3 separate regions of the Mus musculus genome follow, and regions 1 and 2 are each linked to region 3. The links are chromatin loops, found by intact Hi-C in ENCODE. Cell type or tissue: heart. All regions are shown on one strand.

The links. Hi-C counts contacts between places; a loop is a spot of excess contacts. Peaks named below come from ENCODE experiments on the same cell type or tissue, not always from the same donor. Only the 100,000 strongest peaks of a DNase experiment are listed, where the experiment ranks them.
Region 1: a loop joins it to region 3, with 5 times the contacts of the local background. A loop is called at or near these places in 3 of 42 quality-filtered maps.
Region 2: it touches region 3 in a loop (3-fold over the local background); 2 of 42 quality-filtered maps call a loop at or near these places.

The regions. Positions count from the first base shown.
Region 1 is chr7:71,369,955-71,372,454 of GRCm38, forward strand. Gm29328 (a long non-coding RNA gene) reads left to right here and starts at 278. Exons shown (of 3, transcript XR_001778177.1): 1 at 278-469. In heart, no CTCF peak of the experiment used is centred here; a DNase peak (open chromatin) is centred at 1,037; H3K27ac peaks cover 867 bases.
Region 2 is chr7:70,349,739-70,352,238 of GRCm38, forward strand. Nr2f2 (nuclear receptor subfamily 2, group F, member 2) reads right to left here. Exons shown (of 3, transcript NM_009697.3): 3 at 2,212-2,500. Among named protein-coding and RNA genes, the nearest start is that of Nr2f2, 9.6 kb to the right of the region's middle. In heart, no CTCF peak of the experiment used is centred here; DNase peaks (open chromatin) are centred at 453, 1,143 and 1,653; H3K4me3 peaks cover 2,500 bases; H3K27ac peaks cover 2,500 bases; H3K27me3 peaks cover 974 bases.
Region 3 is chr7:71,962,083-71,964,582 of GRCm38, forward strand. The region is part of intron 1 of 1700011C11Rik (RIKEN cDNA 1700011C11 gene); the gene reads left to right. Among named protein-coding and RNA genes, the nearest start is that of Gm36633, 1.3 kb to the left of the region's middle. In heart, a CTCF peak has its summit at 1,500 (motif pointing left); a DNase peak (open chromatin) is centred at 1,559.

The DNA.
Region 1 (2,500 bases), 590 kb before region 3:
TATGACATCACTACACCTCCTTGAGCTATTAGCTTATCCTCTTCTTAAGTACCCTCAAGAAAAAGGTAAACTATATACTGACACTACATTAATATCTACACATATCCTAAGAAAAAGAAAAGCAGTCAGCTGGGGGAGTCAGTCAAAAGATTAACCACCCATGATAGAAAGAATTAAATTCTTAGGTCAGTCTATGGCATGAGTTTTTCTCATATTTAGATAAAGCATTTTACCTTTAGTCTGCTATTCTTTATCACACACACACACACACACACACACACACACACACACACACACACACAGTTGCATTGCACAGGAGGGAGGCAGAGGTCTCTACAGATTATGAATATCCATCTCAATGTTCAACTTCCCCAACACAGGACAAAATCACCAACATCTTCAATGGGAGAAAATCCTTTATCGGCTGATTCATTTCCATGTTTTGTTTCTGCAGGAGACGGGATATCCTGTGAGTCTATGAGAGGGACGGGACTTGGTGGGATCATTTCAGATATGCCATTTAGCATTATTATTGTGGTTGAGATGGTGAATCTGGTATTATATTTATCAACTAATTTTCATTTTTGGCATTTTCATTTTCTTCTGCTTCCTTCCCATTTTACCCTGATTTGAAAATTACTTAGTAGGATTTGGAAAACATAATGTAAAGAAGTCATATCCCCCTGCATTTGCTACTAAATGATGAAGCAGTTGTTGTGTGCCCTGAAAGCCCTTAGTTTGCTACTAAATGAGGAAGCAGTTGTTATGTGCCCTGAAAGCCCTTGGTTGTGTTCCATTCTGTTTTCTGTAAGTTTGGAACCAGTAGGCCACACACCTTCCCCTGATATTAGAGGAAGGGGAACAGAGGAACCAGGCTACTGAGAGACATTCCAGTGTGAGCAAGCTCACAGAAGTCCCAAGTATCTCTTACAGGCTCATTAGTCAGCCCAAACCAGGAAATAAATATCCTCCTGTTTTGTGATCACCCCCTAGCTACTGCTGTAACAGGAAACATAACTGAGAGGAAGACATCTGAGCACTCTGCCGCCCCAGTTGGAAACCAGCCCTTTCCCATACCTCTCCTGAACTGTAGCTCTGAGGGAAGGAGCCCCTGATTCCCCCACTGCACCGGGGTTACCTTTGACTTTAAAACAAAGTTTCAGGAAACTATTTGTGTGGATTGTGAGTTTAGGTTGCCTTTTGGTCAGGTACAATCCTCTCCGTTTTACAGCGACTTGCTTCTGTGAAACACAGCTGAGGATTTTCTGCACACCGTGTATTTCATGGCGTAGAAAACAGATCTCTGCCAGAAGTCAATGAGTTGGGATTTTATAAATAGGTTTATCTAAAGAGAAGCGAACTAGAAATAAGATTGGTTGACACCTTGGGAAAGGGAACTTTTGAGAAATTAAGCAAATGTAAATTAACCAAAGCTGATTTTGTTTTGTTCAGTAGGTAGACCATAAGCTTCTGGGGTTTTTTTTGGGGGGGGGTTGTTTTCTTGGGTTTGCTTTGTTTTGTTTAGCTGTCTTAGTCGCTCATGCCAGGGTGGCTTGACCTCAATGTGGTTATTTTGAGTACAATTCACCAGCAAAAGCCTCAAGGTTCCAGGCTCCAGAAACGGTAGCTCCCAGTTAGCAGCTCCAGTGGAAACCCCACCATATATTCCTTAGACTTCCTTATCAACCACCCTGGGCACACTCACCAGGGTACACTCTTTGCTTCATCCTACCTCCTGCCCAAACTCTGTTTCCTGGTTTGCCCATGTCCTGTGATATACGCAGCTCTGAAAATTAAGATTGCAGCTTTGATTTCTCTAACCTGCATTTCCCTTCCAGATTAGTGTGGAGGCCAAAGGGAGTTTCTGCTTAACGATTATCTACTTCTCTGATTATTTCATTATGTAGCATTTTCTTTATAACTCTGAGTTATGAGCAGGACTTGAGAACGTCCTTAATATTCTGAGGTATAACCAGAACTTCAAAAATTACCTCCCTCATATCCTTTGATGGCTTGTATCTGGGGGACGTTTTGAAAACAGAAAGTGTTTGTGGCCGTCTTCTAAATAGCTGGTCTGTTTCCCACTGAGTCACCTCTCCCCTCTCACCCAACAATACACACTAATTATGGGGGCAAGTGGAGGTCATGTCCCTGGCTGGTTCACCCCTATTTGCCCTTATGAATCTGATTGGACATAACTCAACACAATGTAGAGAATTCATTTAATCTGACTCATTAGACAATTCAAAGAGAACATTTTATACCTCCAAGTATATCAGAGTAGGATTTGTTTGCTTGCTTCATTGCTTTTTGTTATTTAAATTGTGTGTGTGTGTGTGTGTGTGTGTGTGTACTTGGTAATTTATATCCTGATATCTAGAAGGAAGATAATTCTCACAATTAGGTACAAGTATGTTTGATGGATTTGAGAGAGAGAGAGAGAGAGAGAGAGAGAGAGAGAGAGAGGGAGGGAGGGAGGAAAGGACAAGAAAAGCAGGCT
Region 2 (2,500 bases), 1.6 Mb before region 3:
AGCTTTCCCCTAAACCAATACAGTCAACAAACTTTTAAAAACCGGGGTCCTATTACAAACCAACGCCCAGCACTAACTGCTTTAAAATTACTGCATAATTAGATTTAGTTGAATTTCACCATTAATTAGGCAGCCGCACTGCGGGGAGCCTTTGAAATCCGAGAAAATGGGAAAAATCATCTGAAGCACGTTTTTTAAAACCCAACTTCAATAAATCTTGACGGGGCCTGGAATTCAGAGTACCTCACTCCCCACCCAGGTGGTTGATAGGGTTTCCCAGGCTCGGGCTAGGTTTGGAACTGGACAGGGACGATGATCTCCCCCATCTAACTAGAGATGATGGGTCCCCATCTCTGAAGAGGCCTGGGAAGACTTTCTGGGAGGCCAATCTGTGCTCCTGCCAGTCTCGACTGCTCTCAAACCTACTAGAGAAAGAGGTTATCTTTCTGAAGATGCTCTCCACCCAGGGGCTCGGCCTAGGAGAGCTCTCACAGAACTGGGCCCTGCGACCACCCTCATGGAAGCGGGCCTAGGCCTCTTTTAGGTTCTACCCACCAGTCACATCTCTATCAAATCTCTATCCAAACCACCTTTCGCACAACTTTGACGAGTAAAGCAGCAAGTTGTAGGAACGTCAAGCGAGATTCTCAGCTCTTCTCCCCCTTCCCCTCCAAGCGGGTCCCGGCCCGCTGGAAGCCCAGTGCAGCGTCTGCTTTAATGAGCGCGGGGAACTGACCCAGGTCTGTAAATACTGGCTTCTCCCCCTCCCCCTATACCATTCAAACACTTAAGATCGTTTGTGGATACCGATTTTTATTCTTCGCATTTGATTCTTGAAGGAGAGGGTGCATGAAATCAACTCTCCAGAATATATGGAGGGGGGGTGAGGGCGTCAAAAAAGAGGGGTTAGGGTCTTGGGTCACCAACATTTTCTCTGCAAACGCTATTGCTTTAATTACACAATAATCGAGGGCTGCTCTCACTTGCCAGCCAGAGTTTAAAAGAGGGATTTCTTCCTCCAGACCGAATGGCCCTTAGTCCTCCCCCTACCCCCCCCCCCTTTTTTTTCTTCCTTTTTGGTAACCAATGTGTTTTCTATTACTCGGCCGTGCGGTGCCTGGCAGCCGGCGCTCGCGGTGCAATGGGAGACGCCATGTTGGCTCAGCTCATAGGACCAAGTCAAAAGCGAGCTTACAGGCAGAGTTTTCACACGCTCAGGCTCCCCCTGACCGCCCCCTGCCCCCACCCCCCGCCCGCCGCCGCTCGGTGCACATCCCGGGAGAGCAGCTGGGCGCTCTCCGCACCCAGGACTTTCCCGGGCTAGGGCGGAACGCTGCGGCGCAGGCGTTGGGGGCGGGGGCGGGGGGCCAGGCACTTTCCCGCAGCCGCTGCCAACTCCGGACCCTGTCCCCGCCGCCGGCCCCGATGCTACACCAGGCCGTCGCCACGGACCCAGCCCTGGACATCGCCAGCTAACTTTGAGCCCCAGCCCCTCGCCCCTCGCCCCCCGCCCGCCTCCCCCTCCCCCGGCCGGGCCAAGCACTACGTGAAAGGCCGAGGTAGGGCAACCGAGAGCCAAGCGAGCTGGCTAGAACCCCCCTCCTTCTCCCCCAAGCTCAATCTTCTCCCAGGTTTGTTTGAAAGTGGCAAGAAGGAGCGATCGCCCCTCTCTCTCTCCTCGGACCATTGTTGCATTTCGCGTCTAACTGGGTTCTCTCACACCACCGAGAGCCAGGAGGAGGGGGAGTGGGGTTGGGAAAAGAAATAAAGCGAGCTCAGATCAGATGGAGGAGGGAGAAAAAAAAAAAAACCAGCAAGGAAAAAGAGACACTTAAAGGGAAAGAGTCGCCATGTTTAGCAGCTTTTTAAAAAGATCTCGTCAATTTCACACAGAACGCACTCGCTGGGTCCCAGCCCTCGTCTTTTGTCTAATTCAGTCGCAGCAAAGATCTTTTGTTCTAACTCAGCGTGAAAAGAAAAACTTTCTTTAAATGCAATAAACTTAAACCGAACTCAAGACTCTAAACAGATCCTCCTCCGGCCACTCTAAACGTATACAAGGGGTTTTATTTTAACCCGTTGAAAAATTTTGAGTCCTGTTTTTTCTGCCTCGAAGACCCCCAAGCTCATCGCTGAAACTTAGAGTCAGAGATTTTTTTTCAACGCCTAGAACACATACTTAAATGCATAATAAAACAGGGACTGTCTTTTGCTTTGAAAATCATAAATTATAATTTAATGCCAATAATAATTTACAACAAATGGCTGTTTACAATAAGCTAACACAAAGCAAACAAGGAAAAGGGCCTGTGTTTTACTTAGTAGAGAAACTTCACACACTCACATGGGTAGCACTTGCAAGAGGGGAAAATAAACAACCAACAAAACCTCCATCTACAGGTCAGATGCTGTGCTGTAAAACATACTTATATTCATATTTATATTTATATATCTATATATCTACAGAGGGAAGCTGAGGGTCAGATAAAGATCTCTGCCT
Region 3 (2,500 bases):
TATGAAAGCATATTTGAGGATAAGAGGCTTTGTTCGAGAATGATCCCTGTTTTAACACTTATTAGCAAGAAAATATCAACGAATATAAATATCGAAGGAAGAAAGAATGAAAGAAAGAGAGGAAGGAAGGAAGGAAGGAGGAAGGAAGGGAGGAAGGAAAGAAAGAAGGAAGGAAAGAAGGAAGGAAGGAAGGAAAGGAAGGAAGGAAGGAAGGAAGGAAGGAAGGAAGGAAGGAAGGAAGGAAGGAAGGAAGGATCTTAGGCAGAAAGAAAGCTGGATGAAGTAAAACTGGTAAGAAAACTGTCATTAACTTCTTGCAAGAGTTAAGGAAGATGAAATCTAAAGGAGTCAGCAGACCAGGTAATGTAAAATGAAAGTAAAAAATGTGGCCATCGAAATTATGACCTCTAGTTGTCAAAATCTTTTAGTCCCACAAAGGCCTGGGTCACTTGAGTTGACAGCAATCTTCTTCTGTCTGGACTCTTTCCTATCCTATACCTGTACCCGTGGAAGAGATTTCTCACATACAGCTTTTCTGTGTGATGGCTTTAGTACAGGAATAGAAATTTCTGATGCCAACCTATGTGCGGCTGAAGAGGACTCCACGCACTCCGTAGATGCTGCTTCCTACAATATCTCTGTAAATTGTTTGTTGGCTGTTGTTGTCTTCACGTCACAGACTGAGACACTGAGATACAAATAGACAAAGGAAGTGTTGAATGGTCAGACAACTATTTAAGCATAGCATAGCAATGGGGTCCAGAGACAGTAAGAGAGGCTCTGGGACTCTCTGCTTGTAATAATTACATGGTGCCCCATCTCTTCTTATATCTTATCACAGTGAGAGTGAATGAGTCCTTATTTTTTTTTATATATATCAGCAGTTCCACTGTCTAACCCTGGCCCTAGTTCATTGCAATAGAAAGGAAATTCAGCTTACTGTCAACACATTGGTTTCAAAGTCCGCTTAGTCACTGTGGAGCAGCGCAACATTCAGTAAGTCATTTAATATTTCAAAACCTCTGTTTCCCAGCCAAAAAAATTGACAAAATTCTGAAAAGATTATGGCAATAATGCATCCCAAATGCCAAGCATCCAATGTGTGGTCGGTACTTAACTAACATGCTTTATTAATGCAGAGTGAAAACTGTAGGTAGCAGACATCAGATTTTATTGTGTATATACATATTGTCTTGATGCCTTGCAACTGAAGATCAGAAAGAAATCCAGATGCTTCCTTAGTTGTGGTCTGAATAAGCAAACACATAAATAATGCCTATGTAATATAAATAACTCGTTCCAAAAGAGCATGGAAAAAAAAGCCTATTTGGCTCTGCGTGTACCTAAAAACCTTCTAAGTAGAATAGCACATGTCCTTTGATGTTGTGGTGACATTTAAAGTCTCCTTTAATATAACAAGTGATCTCTACATCCCTGAGGCTGCCCTAGTTCAAGGCCAGGGTGCAGTGTGAGGCTGACTGGAAGGTACACAGCACCACCTACTGAACTGGGATTTCCCACGTTTCAGATAAAGGTCGAACATGAGCTGTGTCAAGGCCGAGCCAAGACATTCATGTCCAAGTTTAAACAGATCTTAAGTGAAAGGGACAGGATCTTGAGCAAGACAATATCTCCAGGAAGGGAAGGGTTCCTTTTGCTTACAGTGCCTCTTTCTCTGTCACATATGAGCCATTGTTGGCATGTCCCACCGGAGGCAGGCAGCCCAGTGGCTCTTGTAGTAGTATCTTTGGTTAGGCACAGAACTGCAATTTCCTAGGGCTTGTTCTCCACGTAATTCAGCTGCATCTCACAGAGAAGGAACTTTCCTACAAACGCTGGTAGAGGACACAGGGTTCTTTGAAGTGTGTGGGCATTTGATCCACAAAACAGGTATCAGGATGCCCCAAAAGAGGGGATCAGTCATCAGAGTCTTCGCTTGTCTTCTCAACAAGCCACAAGCAAATGCTTTTGACCTATGGCTGAGTTTACCTATTTTCCTCTCTAGTAGCTGGGTGTCAGTTGAGGGGAAGGGTAGAAGAATACAATGTCTGCCTTGCAGTACTTGGCACTACTGATAGTTAAAATGTGAACTAGGTCATGGTGTACAGTGCAAGTATTGTGACCATTTGGGAGGTGAATATAATAATGTATTGGCCAAGCGGCTTGTAAGTGGAAGGTGGATTCTTCAGTGCCCAGGCCTGCTAATACCATATGAATCCCCTTCCTTGACCACCCTGACATCTTCCCTTTAACAAACCTGCCTCCACCATCCATCTCTTAAAACTCTGCTGTTGATGTTGTATGAGGCTGAGGACCCCAGAGAGCACAGCTTTAAAGCAGGGAAAAGCCCTGACTTGCTCTGCCTAGGAAGGCTTAGCACATAGCAGGGGTCTCCAAAAACACAAAGTCTTGCAATCTTTGCACCTACTACTTGTTCCCTTTTTAATGCAAAAGTGATGTCTATTTAGTGGAGAACACTCTTTGAATTTTGATCTGTTTC